Linked DNA regions of Homo sapiens: region 2 is linked to region 1. Evidence: chromatin loops called from intact Hi-C (ENCODE). Cell type or tissue: IMR-90. All regions are shown on one strand. Each heading gives the region's core, and the rest is flanking DNA. Links, peaks and the distances in the headings are about the cores only. Region 1 overlaps ATXN10 (ataxin 10). Region 2 overlaps ATXN10 (ataxin 10).

The links. Hi-C counts contacts between places; a loop is a spot of excess contacts. Peaks named below come from ENCODE experiments on the same cell type or tissue, not always from the same donor. Only the 100,000 strongest peaks of a DNase experiment are listed, where the experiment ranks them.
Region 2: a loop joins it to region 1, with 2.0 times the contacts of the local background. A loop is called at or near these places in 5 of 110 quality-filtered maps.

The regions. Positions count from the first base shown.
Region 1 is chr22:45,724,202-45,740,155 of GRCh38, reverse strand. It overlaps ATXN10 (ataxin 10), which reads right to left. Exons shown (of 12, transcript NM_013236.4): 7 at 10,566-10,731; 8 at 1,317-1,425. Among named protein-coding and RNA genes, the nearest start is that of MIR4762, 28 kb to the left of the region's middle. In IMR-90, for the core only: a CTCF peak has its summit at 8,235 (motif pointing left); a DNase peak (open chromatin) is centred at 8,495; H3K27ac peaks cover 263 bases.
Region 2 is chr22:45,674,026-45,689,979 of GRCh38, reverse strand. ATXN10 (ataxin 10) reads right to left here. Exons shown (of 12, transcript NM_013236.4): 2 at 77-268. Among named protein-coding and RNA genes, the nearest start is that of ATXN10, 10 kb to the right of the region's middle. In IMR-90, for the core only: no CTCF peak of the experiment used is centred there; DNase peaks (open chromatin) are centred at 8,459, 8,889 and 10,349; H3K4me3 peaks cover 368 bases; H3K27ac peaks cover 2,069 bases.

The sequences.
Region 1 (15,954 bases), core at 4,753-12,752:
AGTTTTGGGGAGATAAGCCATAATGACTACCCCAACTCAGAGTTTCTATTTATCTACAAAAAAAGTTAGCTAAAAGTTTGCTAGCATCCTTCTTACAAAAAGGTTTCCAATCTCAACTTCTTTATGAAAGAACTTTTCTAATAACTTCAGTCAATGAAGTCTAAAACACAATATCTATCCATAATGATGCATATGACAGAAACCAAGAAGAGTGCTTATTTTTCCCTCATCCAACTGGCCAAATCATCAGAAGCCAGCATATGTTCTCTATACTTCACTCCAGCTACATTCAGGAGAAAGAACTTACCACTGCTCTACTCTATGAGCACCTCCAGGCAGCCAATGAAAACAGACAATCTTCCAGGAACTGCATTTCAGTGTTTCCACATTATCTCATTTAACCCTCTCAACAAACCTATACAGGAAGGTATCACTTTCCCAATTTTATAATGAAGAAAACAACAGGCTCAGAAAAGTTGGCACCTGGCAGAGCTGGGATGGCAACCCACATCGACCCTGGCTCCAAACTCAGGCTCCTTCCATAATCACTCAAGTGTGCTAGGTTTGTGGTGTTTTATTTAAATTATCACTAAAAGCAATGTACTCAAAATACAACACTGATGAGGAATTCTAAGGATCTTCCTCTACAGCTGACTGCTAGCTCATCTATACTGCTAGACACAAAGTCATCTTTCTCAGGACACTGGTCTCCAGAGTAAGTATCATCTTTTTAAAGGAAAAAATTGCAAATAATGAACAGCAAACCTAAGCATGGCTAGCCACAAGGAACAGGTTCTACTTGAATTATTTTGCAAACAGCTTTTTAGCAAGGTTGGTAATACTTTTAACAATGGTTTCTTGTTTAAAACCTTTTTCTCATAAGATTTGTATATATAATATGTATAAAACACCATTCTATGTGTTCACTAAATGTAAATGGGAAAAATTTACTGCCACATTTTACAAAGCTATAGTAATATAAAACCACAATCATCATCGCAAACCTGCCTGCCCCACCTTCTTCATCACATCCTATATTGATGAAACATCTACTATATGCATAACAGGCATTGTTATCCTCACATTACTGAGAAGGAATCTTCAGTTAACAGAAGGGAAGTGGCTGAACAAACACATGGGCTCAGGTTTATCTGGCCTGCCTGAACTGTTACAACACTGTGATTCCTCTCAAAAAAATATATTCACAAAATTCCCAAAGTACACTGAAAATTAAGGATTTGTATTTGGATTTATATTACAGTATGACAAGCCAAAGATTTCTTAGCTAAAAATACAATGTGTGATATTTCACTCACCAATCACTCTTTCCAGCAAGCCAGGGAAAACCTGCAGATAGCCGAGCAGCTCAGTATTCACAGTCATTTCGCACAGGACGTCGAGAAGCCTAATTGTAGCCAGTGCCTCCTAGAAAGAAAAGAAAACATAACTTTTTAGCATATTTTAAGAGAAATTATTTAACTGTTATAAATAACTGTAAGAGAATAAAATATTTCAATAAATTTAAAGAGTCTGTGCTTGTAATAAGTCAAAGAGAAAAACAAAACTATGAAGAACAAAACAGAAGTATGAAATATGTACACGACTCATCATTTTCACTAACAGCAGACATCTGCCATCAAGAATGCAAGATTATGTGTCATTATGTGTCTTCTTGGAGCAAAGAGTCAGAAAAGTTCTTATTCAAGCAAAAAGACATTCCAACAGTGGAATAAATGTTCAAAATTACTAGCTATGTACATGACATTTATGCAAATACTTTCTTTTTAAAGCATTCCCAGCATGCAAATTCCACTTTAAAGATACAAATATCCCATAAAATACATTAATTTCTTGTCCACAGAAATCCTGTAAAATGCTGTGGTTGAAAAAACTCTGGCTTTAAGAACTTGCATAATTTCTGGGTAAATATGAACTTCTATGCAATATCTTGGTAGATTAGAAAGACAGTACTGTTTGAAAATGCTACTTCACATAGCTACTAAATAATTTATCAAATACACTGCATGACCAAGAAACTACCCAGTACCAACTGCATAGCATTAAGTAGTCTATACAAAAATTTTAAATGTAACTTTTGTATAGATTTTGAACCCCATTTTTAAAGTACCCATCATTTGACAAAATGTGGCAGAGATTATAAAGTTAGTCCATAAAGATAACATTCTTCACATTGGGAGGCCGAGGCCAGAAGATCACTTGAGGTCAAGAGCTCAAGATCAGCCTGGTCAATATGGTGAAATCCCGTCTCTAGTAAAAAAAAATATAAAAATTAGCCACGCTTGGTGGTGGGTGCCTGTAATCCCAGCTACTAGGGAGGCTGAGGCAGTAGAATCGTTTCAACCTAGGAGGCAGAGGTTGCAGTGAGCCAAGATCACGCCACTGGACTGTAGCCTGGGCAACAGAGCAAGACTCTGCCTCAAACAAAAAAAAAAAAAAAAAAAAAAGAGATAACATTCTTCAAAAGAAAGACAAATTACTTCCTTGTTAGTTCTAAATGTGTATTTACTGTTTTCTAATTAAGAGATTTAAAGGTAATACATTAATATAGTATTCTGAAATCTCAAAATAAATAGCAAAAAACAACTCATATTTTTAATGTCTTGGATCTTTAATTTTATATCATAGCCTTCTTTTGCTAAAGAGTTAAGTGGGAAAATCTAGATTAGAAGTCTAGATTAGTAGTACCATGTTAAAACGAGTCTTGACCAACTCCATCAATTTCACAAAGCTTCATCAACCTCTTTTGTTAAAGGTGTAGCTGCCCAGATTGTTATCGTGAGATACCACTGCTCCTTCAAGAACAGACCTGGGACAGCCCATGCAAAAGGTAACCCTGGACATCTTGTCATAGCAGACAACAAAGACGCTATTACAGGCTACTAGGGTCATGTCAGAAATTCGGAATCAGAAACAACTTGATGAGGCTCCCACCGGCCAGCAGTGGCACATTAAACATCAGAAAGAATTACAACGGTAACGGACTGAAAACAAATCAAGCGGTTTTACAGCTATGGCTTCATAATGAAAATAAAACAAAACAAACCAACTCACTGGTCATCTTTGAATGATGCCACAAAACCAACTCATTATTCTGAAGATTGGTAATCAAGAGGGAAAACAATCGAGCACTTATCCTGCCTTTCTTCATCCAGTGTACCTCACAGAACCTAAGAATTGGTTAGGGAAAGTTTCTCTTTAAAAAATATTCCTGCTAATAAACAAAAAATGAACAATAATGTTAAAATGCCACCATTTTGCAACCCCTAAAGAATTCATGGATCTAGGTGATCATTAATGACTGCTAATATCACAGAGACAACCAAGCCTCATGTGCTTCTTGACGAAAGTAGTATCATCAACAGCGAAACACTACTGCAAAAAATAAACAAAAAAAACTAACCCAAATCTGAATATGCCTCTGGAACGAATTTTCATTCACAGGAAATGCAAGGTAAAGAAGAATATGTTAAGTGCCACCCTGAAGACATACTCATCAAAATCTAAAATCTAGAAAAGTCTACAGGAAAAACAACCCAGTTTCTCCAACAAATAAGTAGCAAAGAGGAAAAAAAGAAGAGGAAAGGGGAACCTATACACTGGAGTAAAGTTATGTCAATCACTTGCCCTTATCTGTAAGGTGTTACAGATAAGGTGGCCCTTATCTGTAAGGTGTTTCAACAAAATAAACTTGAAAAAGATTATTAGACAATGGGGGAAATCTGAATACTATTTATTTGATAATAAATGTTATTATTAGTTATTTTAGATGTTTTCTTCATATTATACTTGTGTCTGAAAACTCCTTATCTTTTAGAGTAACTGATGAAATATGTTGGAGCTTTGATTCAGTCCACGGCAACTGGCATAAGAATGAGTGGAACTGTGGAGGAAAGAAGAATGGTGATGAAGGGGAAGCTGCTGAAGCCAGGGGATGGCATATGGAGTATAAGTACACTTTCTTCTTAGTCTATGTTTGAAATTTTCCACGTTAAAATGACAGAAATAAAATTAGAGGTTGGAAGAGATGAACTGGAAGTCTCCTTCCAGCTCTTAAATTCTATGATATTAACTAAAATAAACCTAAAAGAAAATTAATCTATCCCCACCTAACACATTCACAATTTTACTCATTAAAATCATTTTATTAAGAAAGTGTTTCTAATGAGCATCTGGAAATTAGTAACGAAAGAACAGCCAGGAAAAATTACTGTCTTAAAAAATAAGATTAATGAGTAAAATGCCCTTCCAGATATTTAAAAGTCTTATGAAACTAATATTAATTAAATCAGGCACTAGGGCAAAAAAAAAAAAAAAAAAAAAAAGACAAGCAAATGAAGGGAACATCGTGAAAGATTTTGAAGTGAGCAAAAAAAAAAAGATTAGTCTCCTGTCTAGCTCACCTGTCTCAGTTAACACTGTCATTTCGTATCTTTGAGCAATTTTACAGCTTTGTAAGTTACAGAAAACTTATATTAATACAGAATTATTCCTGTCCATTAAAATGCAAATTAGTTATATCTGCCTGGACTGCAACTACTTTGTTGATAGATCAGTTTCTGCATTTTTTTGTGTGTTCATTTCAGTGTTCCTTTATGGCATATAAACACATACCTCTCTGAATTCTCCCTTCTCCAGTTGTTAACATCTTACTGGTTCCCTCCAATTTGTTTGGAGGGAACCAGTAATTGATCCAAATAAATAAAAGAATTTAGGATATGATATAGGTAGGTGGGAGGATCCTCAAGCCCAGGAGTTGGAGAATATAGCAAGCTACGACTGCACCACTACGCTCCAGCCTGGGGAACAGGGCGAGACCCTGTCTCAATTAAAAAAAAAAAATTAGTGGAAAGGATAAGATTATTCACTAAATGGTACTGAAATAATAACAGATAACATTTAGGGAACATTAACTATGTACCAATCTGTATATTAAATGTTTATATTAAAATACAACCTGGCCGGGCACGGTGGCCCATGCCTATAATCCTAGCACTTTGGGAGCCCGAGGCGGGTGGATCACCCAAAGTCGGGAGTTCAAGACCAGCCTGGCCAACAAGGCGAAACCCCATCTCTACTAAAAATACAAAAATTAGCCGGACATGGTGGTGGGTGCCTGCAGCTACACAGGAGGCTGAGGCAGGAGAATCGCTTGAACCTGGGAGACGGAGGTTGCAGTGAGCCAAGACCACACCTCTGCATTCCAGCCTGGGCAACAGAGCAAGACTCTATCTCAAAATAATAATAATAATAATAATAATAATAATATAACCCATTTCAAGAAAAAGAAGGGCAGAGAGAGGCTAAGTAACTTTTCCAAGATCATATGCCTGTAACAGAAGAAATCAAGATTCAAACCCAGTCAGTCTCACACCAAAAGATTTTATAATCTTGGATAGTCAAAAGACATAAATAATTCATTTGGATCCATAACTCACTCCTTACTCAAAAATAAATTCTAGATAAATAAAAAATGAGAACTAAGTACTGAAAGAACTAGACTATGTAGGTTTGTATTTCCACAATCTAAGTGGAGAATTTACTTAAAAAACAAACAAACAAACAAAAATCTTCTTGGCTGTCAGTTGTCAAAAAAAAAAAAAAAAATCCAGAGGCCAGAAGGATAAAATTGATAACCTCAACTAGATTAAACACAAACAAAAAACGACTACAAGGCTAACAGAACATCAGAAATAAATTCAAACAAAAATTACGTAAACAATAGTTTACTGTATGTATGACAGAAAGACTAATTTCCAGAAAATGCTTTTTAATAAATGCATTTTAAAGAGTAACCTAATATGCAAAAACAAACATAATGGTCACTGAAAAACATTAACGAGAAATAGTAATTAAATCAGATCTGCAAAAGGCAACTCGTGCAATCTTGTGTTGCACTGATGTGCAACTTAGAAATCTCTCTAAAGTTTTTAAATACACATAATTCTTCAACCCAGCAATTCAACTCCAGGAATTTATAACCTGGATTTGATTTACTTAACCGAAATTTGTACAAGGATGTTCACTATAACATTATTTGTAAAGGTTAAAAGAAAAAAAAAGCAACCTGAAAGCAGCTGGAAAGTCTATAGGGAACAAATGAAAAAATTATGATGAGTCTATATAGTTAAATATTATTCAACTATTAAAAACATACAATGAATATACACATGCTAAAGTGCAAAGATGTACAAGTTACATCATAAGTAAAAACAGCAAGTTGAAGAATAGTGCAAAAAATGAAAACAAAAAACATATAGGTGTGTATATACAAAAAAAGACCTTTGAAAAGAAAACAAAAAAAAAAGGATATGCAGATCTATAGAAAACAAATGGAGGCTGGGCAAAAAGGGGAAAACTTTGTAACTTTTTTTTTTTTTTAAGATGGGAGTCTTGCTCTGTCGCCCAGGCTGAAGTGCAATGGCACAATCTCAGTTCACAGCAACCTCCGCCTCCCGGGTTCACGTGATTCTCTGCCTCCGCCTCCCGAGTAGCTGGGACAGCCTCCCGAGTAGCTGGGATTACAGGCATCCGCCACCACACCCGGCTAATTTTTGTATTTTTAGTAGAGACGGGGGTCTCACCATGTTAGTCAGGCTGGTCTCAAACTCCTGACCTCAGGCAATCTGCCCACCTCGACCTCCTAAAGTGCTGGGATTACAGGTATGAGCCACCACGCCTGGCTGAAACTTTGTAACTTTATGTTTCACTGACTTCAGCTTAAATAATTTTTAACAACAAAGCAAGCATTATTTGCGTAATACAAAAATTTAAGCCCTTAATATGTGGAAAAAATACACTATTTATTGTAGAATATGTATTAAATATGTATTATGTAATTAAATATGTAATACCTACTGCATAACAGGTACTACAGTATGGCCTAACCTGGGGTTGCAAAGATTAAAACAGAATGCAAATCCCACAACCTGGCAACAATTATTGTAATATATGGATATCAGAAAATACAAAGCTAAAAGGAATGTTTTTTGAGCTTTCAGAGAAAAGGCAAGGCTTGCTACAAGTGAACAAGATTCTGAACTGACAAAAATATATCAAAAACTGGAAACAAGTATACAAAATATATCAAAAGACAGGAATAAGTACATTAACATGAGAACCCAAAACTATTTTTATAAAGAAACGTATGAAGAAAACCTTGGGATTTTAAAGCCAAACAATTACATAAATTAAAAAACACATGCTATAAATACAACTGTTTCCATTCTCACTTTTCAGTCATAGCATTGAGAACTTTACTGAATATCTATCTTGTCCTAAAAAGATCACCAATGAGTAAATGCAGTGGTTTGGCAGAAGAATGGCTGGGGTGGAAGAGGCAGGTGGAAAACCCTGATTTGTAGCATTTGCTGGTTTCCATGGCACAACTACTTCCACCATGGATGATTTCAAGGTACCAACAATTTAACAATCAGCTCACAAATTTCTAAGCACTTAATAATCAACTCTTAGAAGTCACCACAGGCCAGCTCCAGTATAGCACTTGGTCTTTGGCATATTTAAATACTGGCAAAGTGGTCCTCTTTTAAAAAAAAAAAAAAAGTATGACATATGTGCATTAATACGCACAAGTCATAAATGTATAGCTCAATAAACTTCCAAAAGTAAATTAATTTGGCTTTGCAAAAGAAAACTGCCTACAATTTTTTCTTTTTTTTTGGAGACAGGATCTCACTCTTCCCCAGGCTGGAATGCAGTAGCGCAATCACAGCTCACTGCAGCCTCAATCTTCTGGGCTTAGGCAAGCCTCCCACCTCAGCCTCACCGGTGGCTAGGAACACAGGCACACACCACCACACCCAGCTAATTCTTTGTGTTTTTTTTTTGTACAGATGGAGTCTCCTTATGTTGCCCAGGCTGGTCTCCAACTCCTGGGCTTAAGCAATCCTCCCACGCCTTGGCGTCCCAAAGTATTGGGATTACGGGCATGAGCCACTGTTCCCAGTCTACAACTTTCCATTCCATTAATATATAAAAATACTTCCCATCTTAGAGAAAAAAGTCCAAAGGAAAAATAGAAGTTTTCCTAAATATGAAAAGTTACACCAGGAATTTCTCACTACAATACTGAAATCACCTATATTTTAAACAGAAGTGCCCTGAAAAGTTTAAAGCTGTGATCTGTCTTTTCTCTGTCTCTTAGAGAATTTTTAAAACTTTTCTTAAGCATGACTCACTGCTCCTCCTGCTGGAAACAAAGGCAAATCTATCTCCAGAAAGTAAACGCAAGCCCCTGAATAAAGACCTTTCTTTCCTATCACAGAAAATGAGAACTAAAGTTAACGAAATGATTAGTAAGATCTAACATGGTCTATATGACAAAGCACAGAAAATCAATATCAAAATGGTCCTGAACGAAAGTATATTCACAAAAAAGGAAATACACTCTCGTGGGCGAGCAGTCATAGCCATGAGCTGCATTTACAACAGGAGTTAACAGTTTCACAGTATCGGATCACATTCTCTACATTCCCGCCTGTGGACAGTGGATGAGTATCCACTCTGGATTCCAATCCCTCTCCTCCAGTGTTGCCCATTTGCCAACAGTGATTCCAGCATCAATTACTCCCTCTCTACCTGACCATTCATATCAGCATACAAAGGAACTCTCTATCATCTTTTATTGTTTAAATCAGCTTTATTGAGGTATAATATACATGCAATGAAATACACCCATCTTAAGCATACAGTACAAAGTTGTGTCAAGGTATACAGCTAAGTGCCACATTCTACTATCCAGAAAGTTCCCTCGTGTTCCCCTGCAATCAATTCCACTCATTCATTTCCAGACCCAGGTGACATCTGATCTATTTTCTGTCATGACCGATATATCTGGCCTGCTACAGAATCCCACGGAAATGGAATCAGCCAGCATGTTTTCTAGTCTGTCTGGCTTCTCTCCCTCAGCACTTCTGAGATTCTTCCCTGTTGTATCACAAGTGCATCCCTTTTTACAGCTGAGTGGTCCAGAGAAAGAACAATTCTAACTTTATGACAGAAGAAAGGGAGAATAGATAAAAACAGGAAGTTCTGAAGTAAAGACAAGGGATAGAGAATTAACATAAGCTCCCTTCCACGCCCTGATAAAACAAGACCTGAATGATCTAAGGTAGGCTTAAGGAGAATAAAAAATAGTTTAAATAATTAACCAGGACAGTATACCACTAGGAATCTCCTATAAAGAAGAGAAGAAGCAAACTGTCTAGAAAGCAGTTTGGAAGTATGTATCAAGAGCTTTAAACATGTGATATCCTTATACATAGCAATTTCACTTCTAAGATTATGTCCTAGGATAACAGCTGTGGAAATGTGCAAAGATGTAACTATAAAGGCATGTACTACAGTATTATCTAAAATAAGTAGAAATAAGAACAACCTACTGCCAGATGTGGTGGCTTATGCCAGTAATCCCAGCACCTTGGCAGGCCGAGGCAGGCAGATCACATGAAGTCAGGAGTTCAAGACCAGCCTGGCCAATATGCCGAAACCCCGTCTCTACCAAAAATACAAAAATTATCTGGGCATGGTGGTGGTGTGCACCTATAATCCCAGTTATTTGGGTAGCCAAGACAGGAGAATTGACTGAACCCAGGAGGCAGAGGTTGCAGTGAGTCAAGATTGTGCCACTGTGCTCCAGCTTGGGCGACAGAGCAAGGCTTTGTCTCAAAACAAACAAACAAACAACCTAAATGTCCAACTACAGGGATTTGGACAAATAAATAGGAAATTCTTTACTTGAAATGTTATGTTGGCTTTTTTTTTTTTTTTTTTTGAGACAAGGGTCTCACTGCATCACCCGAGCTGGAGGGCAGTGGGGCAATCATGGCTCACCGCAGCCTCAACCTCCTGGGCTCAAGTGACCCTCCCACCTCAGCCTCCCAAGTAGCTGGGTCTATAGGCATGTGCCACCATGTCCAGTTAATTTTTGTATTTTTTACAGAGATGGGGTTTCACCATGTTGCCCAGGGTGATCTGGAATTCCTGGGCTCAAGCGATCCTCCCGCCTTGGCCTCCCAAAGAAGTGGGGTTACAGGTGTGAGGCACCGTGCCCAGCCTATGTTGGCATTTATTTAAAAAGACATTTACAATGTATTATTTATTTATTCATTCAGCAAATACTTGTTCAGTGCCTACCATATACATAGTACTATGGACACAACAGTCAAAATTTCTGCCCTCCTAGAGCTTACATTCCGAAGAAAAAATGGGAACCTGCAAACAGAAGGCACAGAAAGGCTCCACTTTTAATAGATACATATGTGCACATGTCTACGTCTGTGTGCATGTATCTGATGTCATCTGTCTAGAAAATTAACCAGAATTTGCCTAAGTCATTGACTCTGGATGGTAGGAATAAGGACACTGTTTTCCCTTATCTAAATTTTCCAACTATTCTCATATATGGATACATTACTTACATAATATTTTTTAAAGCTTTTAAAAAAGAATTCTCATACAGGACTTGGCTGAGTTAGAAAATCTGTCCATTCTCTTTTACCCGAGATTGGGAAATCTGCCTCCCTTACCTCATCATCAGGAGGCTCCTCAGAGGCCAGCTTGAGCACAGTCTTGCACTGATCCACAAAGGTGCTTGCAATCAACTCAGCATGCCGCAAAAACACAGGGATGTCATCCTTGGTGAGTGGCTCATCACTCGTTATCTTGGCTATCATAAGGTCTAACAGTGTAACTCTGTAAAACATAAAGGATTTCTGCATGAATCTATAATACTTAAATTATACAATGCTAAAAATACCTAGGAAAGCAACTTTAAGGGAATATTATTATTTTAAATTCCTTACCTTGCTTCTAATGTCTAGCTAGGAAAAACATGAATAAAGTTAATCTTCATCAATCACCTATTTTTTAAATTCTTCATTTCTTTGATGTGTCTTGGCCACAGAAACTAGAATTGCTTAATGCACCTTTTATGTCCATTACTTTCAACATTAAAATAATTGGACATTTTAGACATGCTCAGTTTTTTGTATGAACACATCGACGACACTAGCAACAGCAAAGTGAAACGGGCTAACATTCATTCACCATTTTCTACGGAGCTAAGCATGTTACACACATTGTATCACTTAATCCTCACAAAAACTCCATGAGGCAGGTACTGCCATTAGTTTCACATTAAAGGTGGGTAAATAAGGCTTGGTGAGGTTAATTAACTTGTCCAGTGTCACAAAACCACTGAGAGTCTAAGCTAGGATTCAATCTGTGCCCTGAGCCAGGTGCTTTAACCACTCATTTGGTAGTCTTTACTGTGAAACTTTACTATTTATTTTAGTTTACACAAACACAAATCTGAAGACCAAGACTGTGCCATTTTTACATCAATATATAAGTTACCAAATAAATATTTCTTTTCAACCATCTCTTTCCTTCTCCTAGGAAAAATGAATCACACATAGGTCAATCTGTCTAGCATAAATCAATTAGCACATTTGCTCAAAATTACATTTTGATTTGGGATTATACGTATAATTCTAATTTCTATAGAAGACAGGGTACGAACATCTAAACTGCTTATTAGCAAATAAGGGTAAATACACTCAAATTAGGCATGGAACATTTCTTACCAAGAAAAAAATTTAAATTATTTACTGCTTCAAGTAAGAAATAAAACTATAGCAAACGCTTCCTGTACTGTGGCCAAATGATGGGAAATATCATCAGTCTGGAAAAATCACCTACAGACCTTAGCAATTCTCAAAACTCCTAAAACGTCAGATTTCTTGTGACAATAATTAATCCAAAATAAAACTAATACACGGTCCACTCAGTTGAGCACAGTATTAGAGAATTTCTGTTTTCCCTTATTTATATATAATCTTTAAAAATAAATTGAGGCTAAAAGTTCTAAAGCTTGAAATAAAAGGTCGACAGGCACCAGCATGGAACCTCTTGAAAGCACAAAATGCACAGCACCTATAAAACAGTAACACAATGGAGAACACAAAATATCCAGGTAACAATCAACATGATGGCTGGGATAGTACCTCACATCTCAGTATTAACATTGAATATAAATCATCTAAATGCTCCACTTAAAAGATACAGATTGGCAGAATGGATTAAAAAAAAAAATCACAAACCAAATACCTGCTGTCTTCAAGAGACTCACCTAAAACATAAGGAATCTTACAGAATCAAAGTAAAGGGGGTGGAAAAAGATATTTCATGCAAATGGAAACCGAAAGCAAGCAGAACAGCTCTTATGTCAGATAAAATAGACTTTAAAGCAACAACAGTAAAAAAAAGACAAAGAAGGTCATTATATGATGATAAAAGGATCGATCCAACAGGAAGATATTATAATCCTAAATATATATGCACCTAACTCTGAAGCTCCCAGATTCACAAAACAGTTACTAGACCTAAGAAAAGACAGACCACATGGCAGGCCACAAAGCAAGTCTCAATTTATTTTTTTAAAAATCAAAATATATTGGCTGGGTGTGGTGGCTCACACCTGAAATCCCAGTACTTTGGGAGGCCGAGGATGGGGGATCACCTGAGATCGGGCATTCGAGACCAGCCTGGCCAACATGGTGAAACCCCATCTCTACTAAAAATACAAAAACAACTAGCCAGCCGTGGTGGCAGGGGCCTGTAATCCAGCTACTCAGGAGGCTGAGGCGGAAGAATCACTTGAACCCAGGAGGCAGAGGTTACAGTAAGCCAAGATCGTGCCACTGCACCCCAGCCTGGGCAACAGAGCGAGACTCAGTCTCAGATAGATAGATAGATAGATAGATAGATAGATAGATAGATAGATATAGATAGATAGACAGACAGACAGAACTATATCAAGTATCTTCTCAGACCACAATAGAATAAAACTAGAAATCAATTCCAAAAGGAACCCTCAAAACTACATAAATACACGGAAATTAAACAAGCTGCTCCTGCATGATTTGGGGGTTAACAATGAAATCAAGACGGACATTTAAAAGTTATTCAAAATAAATGATAACAGAGATATAATTTATCAAAACTTCTGGGATACAGCAAAAGCAGTGCTAAAAGGAAAGTTTACAGTGCTAAATGCCTACATCGAAAAGTCTGAAAGACCACAAGTTGACAATCTAACATCATACCTCAAAGAACTAGAGAAACAGAACCAACTAGGCCAGGTGTGGTGGCTTACAACTGTAATCCCAACACTTTGGGAGGCAAAGGCAGGAGGATTGCTTAGCCCAAAAGTTTGAGACCAGCCCGGGCGACACGGTGAAATACTGTCTCTACAAAATATTAAAAAATTAGTCAGGCATGGTGGTGCATGCCTGTAGTCCCAGCTACTTGGGAGGCTGAGATGGGAGGATCACTTCAGCCCAGGAAGGTCAAGGCTGCAGTGATCGTGCCACTGCACACCAGCCTAGGTGACACAGCACGACCCTGTCTCAAGAAGAACAAGCCAAACCCAAAGCTAGCAAAAGAAAAGAAATAACAAAGATCAGAGCAGAACTAAATGAAATCGAAACAAAAGATCAAAATATAAAAGTTGGTTCTTTGAAAAAATAAATAAAATCGATAGACCATTAGCTAGATTAACCAAGAAGAGAGAAAATTCAAATTAGCTCAAATAGAAACGGAAATGGAGACATTATGGCTGGCACCACAGAAATACAAAAGACCATTTAAGGACACTATGAATACCTTTGTGCAAACAAACAAGAAAATTTAGAGGAAATGAACAAATCTCTGGAAACGTACAACCCTCCTAGCTTGAATCAGAAAGAAATAGGAGGTCTGAACAGACCAGTAACAACCAGTGAGATTGAATCAATAACAAAAATTGCCAAAAAAACAAAAAACCCAGGGCCAGACGGATACATGGCCAAATTCCACCAGACATTCAAAGAATTGGCACCAATCATACTGAAACTATTCCAAAAGGTTGAGAAAGAGAGAATCCTACCTAACTCTAACCTAATTCACTCTATGAAGCCAGTATCACTCTGATACCAAAAGCAGTAAAGGACATAACAAAAAAAGAAAACCACAGACCAATATCCCTGATGAACATCAGATGCAAAAATCCTCAACAAAATACTAGAAAACTGAATCCATCGGCACAGCAAAAAGATAATTCACCATAATCAAGTGGGTTTCATCTTAGGATGTAGGGATGGTTCAACATACCCAAGTAAATGTGACTCATCACATAAACAGAATTAAAAACAAAAAAAATATGATCATCCCAATAGACGCAGAAAAAACGTTCAACAAAATCCAGCATCCCTTTATGATAAAAATCTGGGCATAGAAGGAACATATCTCAAAATAGTAAAAGCCACACATGACAAACCCATAGCCAACCTCATACTTAATGGGGAAAAAGATGAAAGCATTGCCCCTAAGAACTGGAACAAGACAAGGATGTCCACTTTCACCACTTCTATTCAGTATAACACTGGAAGGTCTAGCCAGAACAATCAGGGAAGAGAAATAAACAAAGGGCATCCAAATTGGAAAAAAGGAAGGCAAACTATCTCTGTTTGCCAATGATACGATCATATACCTAGAAAACCCTAAAGACTTTACCGAAAGACTCCTAGATTTGATCAATGAATTCAGTAAAGTCTCAGGTAACAAAATCAATGTACACAAATCAGTAGCACTGGTATACATCAACAATAACTAAGCTGAGAAACAAATCAAGAACACAGTCCCTTTTAAAATAGCTGCAAAAAAAAAAAAAAAAAATCAAATGCCTGGAAATATATTTAACCAAGAAGGTGAAAGATCTCTACAAGGAAAACTATAAAACATGGCTGAAAGAAATCACAGATGACACAAACTAATGGAAATACATCCCATGCTCATGGATTAGAAGAATCAATACTATTAAAATGATCATATGCCCAAAGCAATATATAGATTCAATGCAATTCCTATCAAAATACCAACATCATTTTTCATACAATTAGAAAAAATAATCCTAAAATTCATATGGAACCAAAAAAGAGCCCAAATATCCAAAGCAATCTTAAGCAAAAAGAACAATTCTAAGGCATCACATTACTCCAACTTCAAATTATACTACAAGTCTATAGTAACCAAAACAGGATTGTACTGATATAAAGCTAGATATACAGACCAATACAACAGAATAAAAACACCAGAAATAAGGCCAAATACTTACAATCAACTAACCTTCCATAAAAGCATACAAAAACATAAACTGGGGAAAGAACCTCCTATTCAATAAATGGTTCTGGGAAAACTGGATAGCCACAGGTAGAAAAATGAAACTAGATCTCTCACCATACACAAAAATCAACTTGAGATGGATCAAAGATTTAAATCTAGACCAGAAACCATAAAAATTCTAGGAGAAAACCTAGGAAAAACTTTATGACATTGTCAAAGGCAAAGCATTTATGACTAAGATCCCAAAAGCAAATGGAACAAAAACTAAATAAATGGGACCTAGTTAAACTAAAATGCATCTGCACAGCGGAAGAAATAATCATCAGAGTAAACAGACAACCAACAGAATGGGAGAAAACATTTGCAACTATGCATCTGACAAAGAACTAATATCCAGAATCTACAAGGAACTCAAACAAATCAGTGAGAAAAAAACAAATAATTCCATCAAAAAGTGGGCAAATGACATGAATAGACATTTCCCAAAAGAAGATCTACAAATGGCCAACAAACATGAAAAAATGCTCACCATCACTAGTCATCAGGGAAATGCAAATTAAAACCACAATGAGATGCCACCTTAACCTGTCAGAGTGGCCATTATTAAAAAGTCAAAAAAAACAACAGATGTTGCCATGGATGTAGTGAAAAAGGAACGCATATACAATGCTGGGGGGAAAGTAAAATAGTAAAACCTTCATGGAAAATAGTATGGGGACTTCTCAAAGAACTAAAAGTAGACCTACCATTCAA
Region 2 (15,954 bases), core at 5,399-13,398, 51 kb after region 1:
CTAACAGATAAACCAAATGACAGAACCAGCATGCACATATACAAAGAAACAGAATCCAAGGTACGTGTGTAACTACCTGATTGAATTCTGGTTCACAGAACACTCTATGCAAGCATTGCGAAGACACCTGAAGCATTCTGTTATTAACTGCAGACTGGAAGCCAGGTTTTCCACTTGGGATGGATCTCTGCAGGCAAGCTCAACAGCATGAGAAGATTTCTTTAGGATATCCAGAACTCTTTGGAAGATAGTCCTGGGTGCTGTTTCTCTGAAAAAGGATAAAATTATCACGAATCAGAAAAAAAAGATTATGATTTCCAAATGTCCTATTCAGAAAACTGCTTTTATCTACTATTGTGGGGAGGTACGCTACGTTTATCTGCTTTAGCTCCTTAATTTACAACACCAAATAAAAGATCTACACATATTGAGCACTTACTATGCACCAGACACTGTTCTTGTCACTTCTCATGTATTATCTCAGTCTCTGCAACAGCCTTATGAGGCCAACACTGTCCTCTCCATTTACAGATAAGGTAAGTGAAGTAGAGATGGTAAGTAACTTGCACAAATCACTCAGCCAGTAACTGGCAGAGACACAAGGCCAAGTGAAGCACTCTGGCCTGAGCACTTCCACTACCCATGACAACCCAAATCCCAGTTCCAGTGACTGCTCATGCTTATGGATCTACCCTGAATCAGAACAGAGTATCTTTATTTAATGTTCTAGACAGAGAATATATTCTGGTCCTCTGTCACCCAATATGTAGCTAAGTTCAGTTATAAGAAACAATATTCCTGTAGGACAAGGATACTATCTACTCTGTAGACACAGTGAGGCTGACAACACACACACCAAACTTCTACAGTCAACTACATAGATGGGAGAGAAAGGAGAGGGGGAGAATGTAAAGTGTGCCTGTTCTTCCACCAAGAATGTATGCCCAGGGAGAAAGATGAACCTGTGGTTGTACCCTCTGGGCATCTCAGTCTCTGCGTGCCTCTCATGCCAGGAGTACTGCCTGCACTGGCTATCATTCCAGAGCTCTAAAGATAAGAATTTTTTGTGCAACATTGCACCTAAATGCAAGCCAACTTCCTCATTCCATAAATCCCCTAAAGAAACAGCAAATCTCTTTTAACGTTAGAAGGAAAGTTGCCACATTGGACAATTTAAGAGATTCTATAAATGCCAAATGATTCAGACCATATGAATTTTCTCCTTCTGCTCTCGCTGTAGATTCACAGTGCCCTACCTTTCACCCTTGGATTGAGCCAGACCAGCAGGGAGCCACATGTTCATTCAGAACTCTGGACACTGAGCTGCCCAGGTTACAGAGCTGCTCAGTTGCCGCAGAAGACACCTATGGAAGCCCCTTTTCCGGGGGCAGAGGAAACACGTCTTTCCTTGAACTTCAGTACCATGGCTTCTTATACACCAAGTGATGTGTGTTTTTATCTTACGAACAGACAATAGAACTCACATTATTTATTATGTTTTCTCTCTGTCGGGGCCTTTCTTAAGTCTGGAGTCAAATTTATGACCCAAACAACATGAATCCTTACTTTTTCTATCTGGCTTTTCCACTACCCCTAATTTCCCCCCTTATCTTTTTCTCGTATTTATTTTTTAAGGTATCTCAAACTTGGTTTTGAAAGAGGCAGAGTATAAATTAATTAAAAACTGGGAAACTGCACATAAAATAATTTGTCTATGTCTCCCCCAGTCAGCCCTGAGTGTAAATAATGAAACTTTGACTCAGTGTCTCGGCAACTGAGTGACCAAATTAAGAAATGAAAATTCAAGGGTACAGCACTAATCTTGCCTCAATAAACTGTATGAAACAAGTACATAAGCCATTTTTTAGTGACAGCATTGCCGTAAGAAGAATGGAAGAATACTCACTAACACTCTTTTTTTTGAGACGGAGTTTTGCTCTGTCGCCCAGGCTGGAGTTGCAGTGGTGCAATCTTGGCTCACTGCAACCTCTGCCTCCTGGGTTCAAGCAATTCTTCTGCCTCAGCCTCCCGAGTAGCTGGGACTACAGGCACACGCCACCACGCCCGGCTAATTTTTGTATTTTTAGTAGAGACAGGGTTTCACCATTAGCCAGGCTGGTCTCGAACTCCCGATCTCGTGATCTGCCTACCTCGGCCTCCCAAAGTGCTGGGATTACAGGTGTGAGCCACTGCACCTGGCCGATTCACTAACATTCTTAAGGTAGCTTTAAGGAGTACCAAATATATTGTAGACACTCATCAGCTAAGAAAATAACCAGGAGTTTAAAACACTATGAAGAATGCTAAGGCTGATCACAATTTCTAGGACAAAGAACAAAACTAATCACCTCTATTTGCCCCATCTGCATGAAGTTTTGAAGCCATTTATTATTTAATGCTATAGTCAAGTAAAAGTAGAGCTCTGCAACTTGAATAAGCTTCAATAACGCCTCTCTTTTCCTACTGAGATGACTAAGAATGTGTATTTACAGCTGTAAGAAAGCAGCGAGAATTATTTCTTTCACCTGATCCTTTGCCGTCTGCCTCTTATATGGGAACCACCTTTCCCCCGTGAATGGTCTTCCCTGAAGTCATTCCTTGCAATCGTAACATCTGTTTTACTCAAAATTGGTATCTAGCACAGCAAAAGCTTTGGAATCAAACTATGGTACAGACTAAACAAGACAGAAGAAAAGCAATATTCTTAAAGAAAATGGGAAAAATGATTTCCCGACCATAGAATAAATACTAAGTTCATGAACTATGTTGTGAATAATTCCCAATGCTACATGGTAATTTGTTATATATGCACCATGCCCTTATAATAATTTTAACCAAATGAAAAGCATTTAACTGAGCTAAGGCCAACCAAAACATTCCTGAAATCCAAATAACTATTAATAGCGACTAAAGAGTAATCATGACAGCATCTATTTGGCACACAATAATTCGCGTTTGCAGTATAAAGAAAAAATAATGTGGAGCTGTGATCACTGTCATATGCTCTCCCCAGGTTGTAAACCATGGATTCCTGAAAACCCCCGATTTCGCCAATCTTCTGTCTTTGCTCAAACATATCTCACCACCAGAAGAAAGTCCTCTCCAAATCTCCCAATCCTCTGCCTGGGAGAAACTTACATCTCCTTTTTTTTTTTTTTTTTGAGATGGAGTCTTGCTCTGTTGCCCAGGCTGGAGTGCAGTAGCGTGATCTCAGCTCACTGCAACCTCCACCTCCTGGGTTCAAGTGATTCTTCTGCCTCAGCCTCCTGAGTAGCTGGGACTACAGGTGCATGCCACCACGCCCGGCTAATTTTTTTGTATTTTAGTAGAGACAGGGTTTCACCATTTTGGTCAGGCTGGTCTCGGTCTCCTGACCTCGTGATCTGCCCGCCTCGGCCTCCCAGAGTGTTGGGATTACATGCGTGAGCCACTGCGCCTGGCCTGCATCTCCTTTCAAACCTTTGGGAAACTCAGACCTGGAGAAACTCCTCCACTTTTCCAGACAAACAGACTCCCTCTATGAAGCCCTGGAGATCTGTTCATAAGACTGGAATAACTTGTCCACATCAGATAAGATTTATATAACCTATCTCCCCGGCTAGACTGTTAAGTCCTTGAAAAATGGAGACTATCTTATTCTTTTCTGTATCTCTAGGGCCCAGAATTGGCACCCATTAATTGAATTTGTTCAAGTTTTAAACAGTGATGAGACTGTTTGCACACTCAAAAGTGGCCCCTGACTGCATCACAGCCTTGCTATGTAATCCAAGCACTTACAGAGCTTGTGCTCAGAGCCAGGAATCAAGCCTGACATAGGCAGTGAAATCAGTACCCTTTGAGTCAGCAACAGAAAGGGGAAAGTGAGGCATCAGCTCAACCCTCCCTTTCCCATTAAGAAATCCATATAATCTCTACTCAGAAACTTAAAAACGTGTCAGATTTTAAGATGTGAATATCATATAGATATTTTATGACTGCTGTTAAGCAAACATCGAATTTCTCCTTTCCCATTAAATGATACAGTGGATAAGCTTGAGGGTCTGGGAGGAGTTATAACCCAATTAACTGTATTTTAAATTTCTTAAGAGCAAAGAACATGTTTTAGATGTGTTTCCTTTTATAAATGGTGTCAGTAAAACTCTTCCTCTAGAGTCATATAATAAATATCTATAGCTTCTATTCACCATATTTTTATACAATATAATATGTCAACAACTTTCATCAGATGAGGACAAAGAAGCTTTTATTCAGTAACAGTAAATACTATGAAAGCATTTAACTCTTCTATACATCTTTACCTTCTCTACAGCCTTGAAAGAAAACTATTTGGCATTACAGATCCAGAATAGTCCTAGTATACTCTTGTCTGCAAAATCTACGTTCACTGTCAAGACAATGCAGCTAAATATGTGTAATGATTAACGACAATGAAATAGTAAAGATCAATCACTCCAATATTACAAAAGTTATTAATAATAACTGCTGTCATTTCTGCTTTAACCAAACTAACAAAAAATGTACAGCGACTTTAAAAAGCTTAGCTACTTCATTCACAGAAGGCGGAAAGTACTTACAAGGACAATTAAAATTCAACCGTTAGACATTCCTATTACAAAGGAATGCATACCCTGAAGACAATGTATAAATGAAATGTTACATTACAGAACCAAAAAAATCCTTTGAATTATACAAAAGGTAGAATTTCATTTCCCTCAAGTTTGAACAGATCTGTAGGGTTTAATCTTGGCAAGTTCTGTTTGAGTAAAATTAAAGAAAACTACCTGTGATTATATGTAACAGGTTAGATAGGTCTAATATACTGTATGCACACACATTTTACAGTTCAATCATCAGGTGGGACCTCCTACTGAAAAAAAAAAAAAAGCTACATGCTAGTCATTGTAATGCTACAACTAAGACCTTCATACTTGTTAAAAGATTTATTCTAATACCTTAGATTTACTTAAAAACTGGCATATGTGGTTTAGAGTAGTTTAACAACTGCCAGTGAGAAAAACTATTAAAATCCACACAAGTTCACAGATTAAAACAACAATCACTGGTTGTTATCTAAAACCATAATCTTGCTGATTTGACTGGGCAGGATTGAACAAAAACAGAAAATAAAAACATCTGTATCTCCTGCCACAAACAGCCTAGGGTAAAATTTTGAAATCTGCGCAGAACTCAAAACTTCTTTTCACACTCTTCTCTCCTCTTCTGTCACATCCAGGATTCCGAAGCCGTCCTGACAACCCAGACCAATCCATTTTGCAGGGTCACAAACTTTTTCTGTAAAGGGTCAGAGAGTGAATATTTCCAGCTCTGATGGCCAAACAGCCTCTGTCACACTCTCAACTCCCCCAGTGCACAAACGCAGCCACAGGAAACACCTAAACAAGTGAACATGGCTGGGCTCTAATGAAACTGTTTGTGGAAACTAAAATTTAAATTCATATAATTTTCATGTGTCATGAAACTTTATCATCTCCCCAACCATTTAGAAACGTAAAAAACCATTCTTAACTCATGGGTCATAAAAAAAACAGGTAGTAGGCCAGATCTGGCCATGGTCTGGCAACCCCTGCTTTAAAGGGCTCCAAACATACCAGTCCTCTCCCCACTCCCCAAAAACCACACACTTCCTCTTTCCCACTGTCCTCATCACATTGAAAATTCATCTTTCATCAGAACAAACGCACTGTGCTAAATGAAAGGAACTAAGGCGGCCAGGCGCAGTGGTTCATATGCCTATAATTCCAGTGCTTTGAGAGGCAGAAGCCAGGAGAGTTCAAGACCTGCCTAACATAGCAAGACCCTATCTCTACAAAAAAAAAAAAAACAAAAAAACTTGTTTTAATTAGCTGGGCTTGATGGTCTGTGCCTCGTAGTCCCAGCTACTTGGGAGCCTGATGCAGAAGGACTGCTTGAACCCAGGAGTTCAAGGCTATGGTGAGCTATGATCACAACACTGCACTCAGGCCTGGGTGACACAGCGAGACCTTGTCTCTAAGAAAACATGAAAAGAGAAGAAAATGAAAGAGAAGCTAAGAAAAGGTGAAATTAGCACAGAGGCAGAAAGTCAACCACTGGAAAAGACAGCCCAAGAGCAGAACTGTGTATACATGGTAACTTGGTAAATGGCATCTATCAATAGCATTAAAGACCTGGGGAAGATGGACTGTGCTCGAAGAGGTGCTGTAACAACTGTTAATCTAAAAAGAAAAAAACTGAATTGGATCCTTACTTACACTACCCAAAAAGTAACTCCAGGTGGATTTAGGAATTACATGGAAGACAAAATTGCAAGGCTTTGGAAGAAAATATAAGGAGAATGTCTTTACATGCTTAGAGAAAGATTTTGTACATAAGATATTATTTAAACCTTATTTTAAAAGTAGTATTTAAGCACAGATCCAAAGAAGGTGAGGGAGCCAACTATGCATCTTGCTGGGAGAAGAGCTTGGACTAGAGGCAAAGGCATACAGAGCACGTCACAGGGAAGTCAGGGCTGGCTTCAATGAACCCCAGTGAGAAAAGAGAAGTGCGACTCAGAGAGACAAGACAGAGCCACCCTGGACAGGCACAGTAGGCCACGGAAGGACGCTGGCTTTTATCCTGATGTGAAGCCATGGAAGGTTCTTTTTTTCGTTTTGTTTTTGAGACAGAGTTTTGCTCTGTTGCCCAGGCTGGAGTGCAGAGGCAGGATCTCAGCTCACTGCAACCCCCGCCTCCCAAGTTCAAGCAATTCTCATGCCTCAGCCTCCCAAGTAGGTAGAATTTCAGGCATGTGCCACCATGCCCAACAAATTTTTGTATTTTTAGTAGAGATGGGGTTTCACCATGTTGGCCAGGCTGGTCTCAAACTCCTGGCCTCAGGTGATCCACCTGCCTTGGCCTCCCAAAGTGCTGGGATGACAGGCGTGAGCCACCGTGCCCGGCCCATGGAAGGTTCTGAGCAGAGGGGTGACATCATCTGACTTACATGTTAAAAGGATCTCTTTGGCTGCTTTGTAAAGAATCAATCTTAAAGGGAGAAAGAGACGACAGCAGGAGACCAGTTAGGGGGCTGTTTTTGGAGCAGAGGGAAAGCAGCAGATACGGTAAACAGAAATCAAATTCTGGATATTTTAAAGATAGAGCCAATAGGACTTGATGATGGATTCTTATGAGGGTGTCTAAAAAAGGGGAGTGAAGGATGACATCAAAACTTTAGCCTGAGCCATAAATTGAAAGATGTATTTATTGTTTACAGAAACAAGAGTACTCTGAGGATATCTGGTGGATGAGAGGATCAGTAGAAATACAAGTAGAATGTGAAGTAGTCAGGTGAATAAACAAGTCTAGCATTCAGGAGAAAAATCTAGCTAAGCCAGGTGCAGTGGCTCATGCCTGTAATCCCAGCACTTTGGGAGGCCAAGGTGGGTGGATCACCTGAGGCCAGGAGTTCAAGACCAGACTGGGCAACATGGTAAGACCCTGTCTCTACAAAAAAAATTTAAAAAATAGCCGGGTGTGGTGGTGGATGCCTGTAGTCTCAGCTACAAGGGAGGCTGGGGTGGAAGAACTGCTTATGCCTGGGAGGTCAGGGCTGCAGATCGTGCCCCTGCACTCCAGCCTGGGTGACAGAGCGAGACCCTGTCTCAAAAAAAAAAACAAAGAAGTCCAGCTAAAGAAAAATGTTAGTCACCAGCAAACGGAAGTTATTAAAGCCACAAGATTGAGTGAGAATACTCTGAAAGTAAATATAGGCAGAAAAGAGAAGAGGTCTGAGGACTGAGTTCTGAGATCCGGGAAGGATTATCACTCAGGGAAATGGAGGGAGAGATTTTTCTTAGTATGGAAAAATTACAGCAGATCTATAAACTGATGAGTGCAATCCAATAGAAAGGGTAAAACTGATGATTTTTAAGGGGGGAGAGAAGAAGACTGCTGGAGCAATGTGTGCAAAAGGCAATGGAATTTAGTGCAAACTTAAGGGGAGCTCATATTCAGAGCAAGATCGCTAATCCACAGACCAGAAGCAAAGGCAGGCTACGGGCACAGATACAAGTAGGTGGGCAGAGAGGGTGATGAGAGTTCCTGGAAATTATCTTCTAGTTGCTCCTATTTTCAGAGAGCTGAGAGTGAGGATGAGGGAGATGGGATGGAGGTTTGAAGAGGGTGGAGCATGAAATACCTGACTCGGGGAGCAGGAGAGTCAAGGGACCAGGGCAAACAGCGGGACTGACAGGTAGCATTAAGGGCCACGTTAGTTAGTGATCAGCAAGTTAAAGTGAGAGCAGTCTGCACGGCTGTATGTTTTTCTCTAGCCTTGTTCAGCTATTTGGGTACTGTCGCAAAGGTAACAAGTTGGATTTGACCAGAGCTGGAGTTTTACCAGGCAAACATAACAAAGTTTAGAGAGGAGGCAGTGGAGTTGAGGATGTACATTAAAAAATGCTCTTATTACTCATCCATGGATCTAAGCCAGATCAAGATGGGAATGTGAACATTAAGAAGGGGAATGAAAAACAAAAGGGGTAGTAAATAGGAAATAGGGTCAAAAGACTGTAGGTCCTGGTGAGGTTAAAGACTTGATGAAGCAAGGGCCCTAAAGAGAAGATAAAACAGGGATTGGGACTCGAGATTGTGGGGGAAGGCAGCTACAGTTATGGATAAAGTCTAAGTAAGGTATGGCAATGTGTGTCTGAGATGGGATGGAGGTCAAGCTCACTAAGGGAGAGAAAGTCAAAGAAATTCGAGGTCAGGATAATGAAAGGAAAATCTATATAAACAATGAAATAACGAAGATTTAAGACAGGAGAAGAAATAGAGTGAAAAGTGAGCCAGGGCTAAACTCTTCAAGGAATGAGGCAGACTGACCCAAAGGTCTCTTTTAACCACAAAAGTGATTAAACAAGGGATACTCTGATGTCATGAGATTAAAAGTTGGAGTGGTCTATGGAGGAAAAAGGTCTGAAAGCAGCAATGACAATCAAGGAGAACTACCACACCTTTGAGCCAAGCATTGTACTGAGTGCAGGAGAGAAAACAGCCTCCCACTTTCAAGAACCCTGGGAAAGGCATGTCCTCAGAGCCATATTTCATTTAGATCAAGAAGATGAATGGATGTTTACAGAAGTTCAGGATACAGGGAATTTTGCTGAGGGCATAGAGAAGGATCTTAAGAACTGGGGAGTCAGAAGAGGATTCATGTAAAAAAACCTTAAAGGGTTCCAGGAACAGTGGCTCACACCTGTAATCGCAATACTATGGGAGGCTGAGGCAGGAGGATCACTTGAGCCCAGGAGTTCAAGACCAGCCTGGGAAACATAGTGAGAGCTAATCTCTACCAAAAAAAAAAAAAATTTTTAATTAGCGGGGCATGGTGGCGCTGTGATGGCACCACTGCACTCCAGCCTAGGTGACACAGTGAGACCCTATCTCAAAAAAACAAAAAAGCCTTAAAGGGATGACAGTTCAGAGAGTAAGAGAAAACCTAGGAGTTTCTCATATAACTTAGAAAATCTGTGTGAATTTCTAGCAAAAACCCTGCTGCAATTTTATTATGAATGGCATTGAATCCACAGGTCAATTTGGGAGGTATTGATGTCTTTGTTATTGAGGTTTCCTATAATACAATGGTGTATCTTACCACTTAAGTCTTTTTAAATGTCTTTTGATAGTTTTATAATATTCTCATTGATGATGATGATGACAATGACACCAACAACGAAAACGCTAACACTTAAACTGTGTCTATTAGGTGCCAGACACTGTTCTAAGCAGTACACAAACTCCTCAATAGCTATAATGAAAGAGCATCCCCCACTTATGGATCATCTCGTTAACTCTAATAACTTCTCTAAGCTTGTGGCCATCACAGGGCCCAGCTCACCCTACTGGTAGTCCCACAGTTCCTTTGCTTTTGAGTGTCATTGCCCACAGTCCAGTGACCAAGCCCTTGGGTCCAGTGACCACTACAAAAGACTGGAAGAATGAAAGAGCTGAGAAACTCTGCTCTGAGGGTACTGGTGGTCACAATCCTAACCTTATTTATTTCGATTGGTTTTATTTATTTCGGCTGGCTCAAACTCTTTCCTGTCTACTTCATGCATTTAAGATAATTGAATGTATGAGGTGGCTCACACTGACCACTTCTGTATTTTGAAGCTGAGTCAGAACACCTTACCAAACAATTCCATGTAGCATTCCAGCTCATGGCATAGGTAAAAATAAAGGAAATTGCCAGCACACTCTAAAATATGCTTTTTATAGTGTAACTTAATTGATGTTCTCTCTCAACAAAGTTGAGCTGAATCATGGTTGAGTCAAAACGCCATATGGCGTCCTCAGCCAAGCTGACGACTCGTGTGGGTTTTTGTTTTTTGGGTTTTTGTGTGTTTTGGTGTAGTTAAAGACACTTGCTGCCCAGAGGCTCAGTAATGTCCGGGGAAAATCCATGTGCGTGTGTATACACAGATGGATAGGTTTATTTTTTACCTCTGTGGTATGTTGACCTCTAAAGTGCTTAATCTATTCACTTTCTTTATGAAGGTTAGTCAACATATTTATACAACCAAGTAACAATACCAAGTCATTTTTTACCCCTTGAAATCAGTCATCTGTCATATTTAACGTTTCCTGTCCCCTCCTAATTAAAGTCTTTCTTGTATGCTCTCATTTTCTCTCTCATGGCTCAAGAAAATCAGGTGTTCAAGAAAATAATAAAAATACTATTGGATGCTCATTATGTGGTAGGCCTGAAAGTTGGTACTGAAAACAGAGGTAAATAAGAGTCCTGGCCTCGGGCTGCTCTCACTCTAGTGAGACTGGTAGGTAATTAAGTGATTATGTGAAGTTCTTTGAAAGAGGTAAGCACAGAGTGCCAAGGGAATACAGGGCAAAAGCACCTGAAGGTCAGAAACGGCTTTCAAAAGGAAGTGAAATGGTAACTCAACCTTGAGGGAAAATGAAGAGTGTGTATAAGCAAAGGAATGAAGGCTTAAGACATTTATATTTACAAATTTACAAATTTATTTTGTAAATATAAATTACAAATATACATTTTTAGCAAATTACAAATGTATTAAATTTAATAATTTAATAGCATGTGAGCTACTCCTATGTCAGTAGTTCAAAGTAAGCTACACATAGTTAATTTTATCCTATCAATCACAGCTGCAGCACTAAGCACAGATCTTACATGTATCATGTGTGGTGTGAGTCAATGAATGAATTACATGGTAAACTAATCAATAGCATTTTAGCAATTTGAGTAATTACTGATTGGCTCACTGGAGCTACTGGCTCTTCATTGCTCTATTCAGTTCAGTTCAACATTTACAGAGTACCCAAAATGGGCCAGGCACCCTGCTAAGAAACACCATAAAGTCCCTCCCTTCAAGAAAGGCACTACTGAGTAGGGAAAAAGATACATAAAAGGCTATTTTATTATGAAACAAAAATAGCAGTGAGGGAGGAGTTCACATTTTAAACACATCCCCTCTACTCCAAACAATGTGACTTTTTAAAAATCATAAATATATAGCTTCACATGCCCACCAAAATTCAGTGTCACTCATTTTCATTATAGCCATTCTAATAGGGATGCAGAGGCACCTTACTATGGATTTGTTTATAACAGCACTATTGAGATAGGGTTCACGTGGCACACTAAAGTCACCCACTTAAAGCGTACAATTAAATGGATTTTGGTACATTGTATTATTAATTTTTTTAACTGTGGTAAAATACATATATATAACATAAAATTTGCCATGTTGTTCATTTTAAGTCTACAGTTCAATGGCTTTAATTATATTCACAATGTTGTACAACTATCACCTCTACTTCCAAAATTTTTTTTAACACCCAAATAGAAACTCTGTAAACATGAAGCAGTAACTCCCAATTTCCCCTCTCTCCAAATCCTAGTAACCTCTAATCTACTTTCTGTCTCTACAAGTTTGTCTGTTCTAGGTACTTCATAAAAGCAGAATCATACAGAATTTGTCCTTTTTCATTTTCTTCGGGCACATACCTAAGAGTAAAACTGCTTGGTCATATTCCATGTTTAGCTTTTTGAGGACCCACCAAATTATTTTCCATAGTAGCAGCACCACTTTACATGTCCACTAGCAACACACAAGGGTTCCCATTTCCCCACATCCTCAACGATACTTGTTCTTTTCCATTTTTTGGATAATAGCCATCCTAAACGGCATGCAGTAGTCTCTCACTGAAGTTTTAACTGCATTTCCCTAATAACTAGTGATTTGGAGCACTTTATCATACGCTTATTGGCCTTTATTTTTCTTTGTAAAGCACAGATTTTGCCCAATTTTTAAATTGAGTTGTAGGAGTCTTTTTTATTGAGTTGTAGGTAGGAGTACTTCATATATTCTGAAACAACTTCTTTATCATATATATTTTAAATACTTCTCTAAGTCCAGGACTTGCCTTTTCTTTTTTTTTTTTTTAAGACCTTTTGGCCTGAATTTTTTTTTAATTTTTAAATTAAACACCAACGAAAACCTCATTTTGTCTAAGCAGATTGAAGAGAAAAAATGAGCTATACTGATAGAAGCTGAAAAAAAAAATTACTGTCTACACGACTAAGAAAAAGACCAAGCAAGTGCAATGAGTAATAAGTTATAGAAATAGCAGCAACTCCACAAGAAACTGATAAGCATCTGCCACTATCAACTCTATGCTAGATGCCAGGCATACAGTGAATGTGATGTGCCCACTTCATTCAAGAAGCTCATCAGGTGGAAGACCAATGAGGTATCAGTTTAAGTATGAGATGAATTTATAGAAAGCAGCATCCAAATGTTCCATTATTTCAAGAATACTCAAGAGTCAAAATACAATCTCCCCTATAGAAAACTTACTACAGAAGAGCACTATTTCCAGAACTTTCTGTGATGATGGAAATATTCTATATCTGTGCTGTCACATCACATGTGGCCAATGAGCACTTAAAATATGGCTAATGCCAGCCTGGGCAACATGGCGAGACCCCATCTCTACAAAAAATAAACAAAAAAATTATCTGGGCATGGTGGTGTACACCTGTAGTCCCAGCTACTGGGGAAGGAGGCAGGAGGATTGCTTGAGCCCAGGAAGTCGAGGATGCAGTGAACTATGATCGTGCCACTGCACTCCAGCTTGGGCAACAGAGTGAGACCCTGTCTCTAAAAAAATAGTAATAAAGGGCAGGGCACGGTGGCTCATGCCTGTAATCCCAGCACTTTGGGAGGCCAAGGCAGGCGGATCACCTGAGGTCGGGAGTTCAAGACCAACCTGACCAACGTGGAGAAACCCCGTCTCTATTAAAAATACAAAATTAGCCAGGTGTGGTGGCGTATGCCTGTAATTCCAACTACTCGGGAAGCTGAGGCAGGTGAATCGCTTGAACCCGGGAGGCGAAGGTTGCAGTGAGCCAAGATCACACCACTGCACTCCAACCTGGGCAACAAGAGTGAAACTGTCTCAAAAAAAAAAAAACAAATTAAAAAATATGGCTAATGCAACTAAGGAAATGAAACATTAATTTTACTTATTTTCAATTAATTAAGTAGCTACATGTAGCTAGTGGCTACTTAATGAACAGCACAGATGGAGTATGACAACCCATCTCACCTGGCTCTACACTTTGTGGGGTCTGGAGATGCCTCATGGATGCATCATAAAGGCAACTAGCCAGGTACGGTGGCTCATGCCTGTAATCCCAACACTTTGGGAGGCCGAGGCAGGAGGATCACTTGAGGCCAGGAGTTCGAGACCAGCCTGGGCAACATAGTGAGACCCCCTTCTCTAGAAAAAATGCACTCCAACCTGGATGACAAAGTGAGGCCCTGTCTCGGAAAAAAAAAAGAAAAATAATTAAAGGAGCAACTAAAATAGAATTTTAAATGTTTGTCTTACTTGTTCAGAAAGAATTTAACATGACTTGCAAAGACTCACAGCAAGATAAATCACTTGTTAAACAAATGTGAAATACGGTGATATCTACATTAAACAAAAAGTATAAAACAAATGTGAGAAAAAAGAATTATCTTACACAGAGAAGAAACAGCTGAGGAATATCTCAATACTGATATTATATGACCATAAGCAATATGTTTAAATTATTTTAGTGACCAAGACACTGTTTAAGAAGTGGGTTACAGAATGCATTTAATACACAGCATGGAGAATTAAGACTGGTGTATTAATGATGTATTGCTACATAGCAAATTAGCCCAAAATTTAGCATTTTAAAACAATAACATTTATGATCTCACACAGATCTGAGAGGCTTAGGGTGTCTCATGAGGTTGCACACGTGGCTGAGGATGTGACTGGAGCTCAGAGGACCTGCTTCCAAGGTAGTTCATCACATGGCTGTTCAAAGGAGGCCTCAGCTCCTCACCACACAGCTCTCTGCATATGGATGCTTGAGTGTCCTCATGACATGGCAGCTGGCTTTGTCAGAGTGGGTGATTCAAGAAAGAGCTAGCAAAGAGGAAACTACGATGCTTTTTATGACCTAGTCTGAGAAGTCGCACACTGTCACTTCTACCATATTCTACTCTTCAGGAGCAAGTCACTAAGTTCAGCCCACACTCAAGGAGAAAAGAATTAACCTCCTCCTCTTGAGAAGGTCAGAGTATCAAAGAATTTGTGGACATATTTAAAATTCCCACAATGGGATGTAAGAATTTCTTTTCACTTGGGGGCTGCTAAAATTGTAATGAGATCCTGAGATCCCCTTCTCCGGAAACCCCAAAATTAGAACTGTCTTCCTGAAATAGCTGCAATTTTTGTTTCTGATAAGACAGGAGATTCAACACAAATGGATTCTTGGTCACTTACAACCTTGTTATATTTTAATAACAGGTCCTAAATAAATGGCATTTACTATGCATAAACCACTATGCTACACATATAATATTACAGATCCTCAAAATAATCTGTCAAAGTGGCTACCATCATCCCGTTTTCAAGGAAAGAAACAAGAAGCCTCACAAACTAAACCAGGATTCACATCCAGGTCTCCATGGTTCCAAAGCCACTGCTCTTCCCACTGCATGACACTTCTATTACTCAAGCTACCACTGACAGAAGTTTGTTTTGTAGCATGGAAGAGCTCAGAAGGACCACCAACTACATTATGTCTATGATTCTTCAAATATAAAATGGAATCCTAGAGAAATAATGTATTCCACCAAAAGAGAAGAATCTCTTAATTACTTTCCTCACTGTTTTTGCTTTTTGTCTGCTGTTTTCTATTTGCTACACTGAGGACTCATTTTGCCTGGCTTTTTGTCTCGTCCACCTTCTAACACCTTGGCCCATCCTCCCCCTGGATCCATCTGTGTTCCTGTTCATACTAGACAACAGCCCTATGTCCTCTCTGAAGAGGAGACCCCCAAGGACAAACACTGGCTCCCTGAGCATCAGAACTGGAGGGATCCTCTCAGAGGAGCAGGAGTCTGGGCCCAGCCCCACAAGACCCTTATAATTTGTCCAAAGACAAAGAGAAGCAGTGACAGAACCAGGACCAGAAGCCTGTCCTTATAAACCCTGATCATGAGTTCTCTGCACCACCACACAACTGTGTCTTTCCATGCCAGGACCTGCACATCAGTTCACCTTTCCTGGTCTCCAATCTCTGCCTGGAACAAGGACACTGTCCCAGAACTCAGATGAAATCTGGGAAGCATCCTCATTTCCTCATTCTCCCCCCCACAATCCAACTGGTCCGAGTCCTGTCCATTCAACCTTGTATCTCTCAGTATTTATTCTACTCATCCCCACAATGTCCTAATTTAGGCACTTTTCTCTTTCACATGGGCTTCCGCTACCACTCCTTAAAGGTCCCCCCTGTCTCTAGCTTCGTCCTCTCATTTATTCCCCACAATGGAGGCGGAGGCGGCCAGGAAGATCTAACAGGCAGATCTTATCGCGCCACTCCCTTGACAA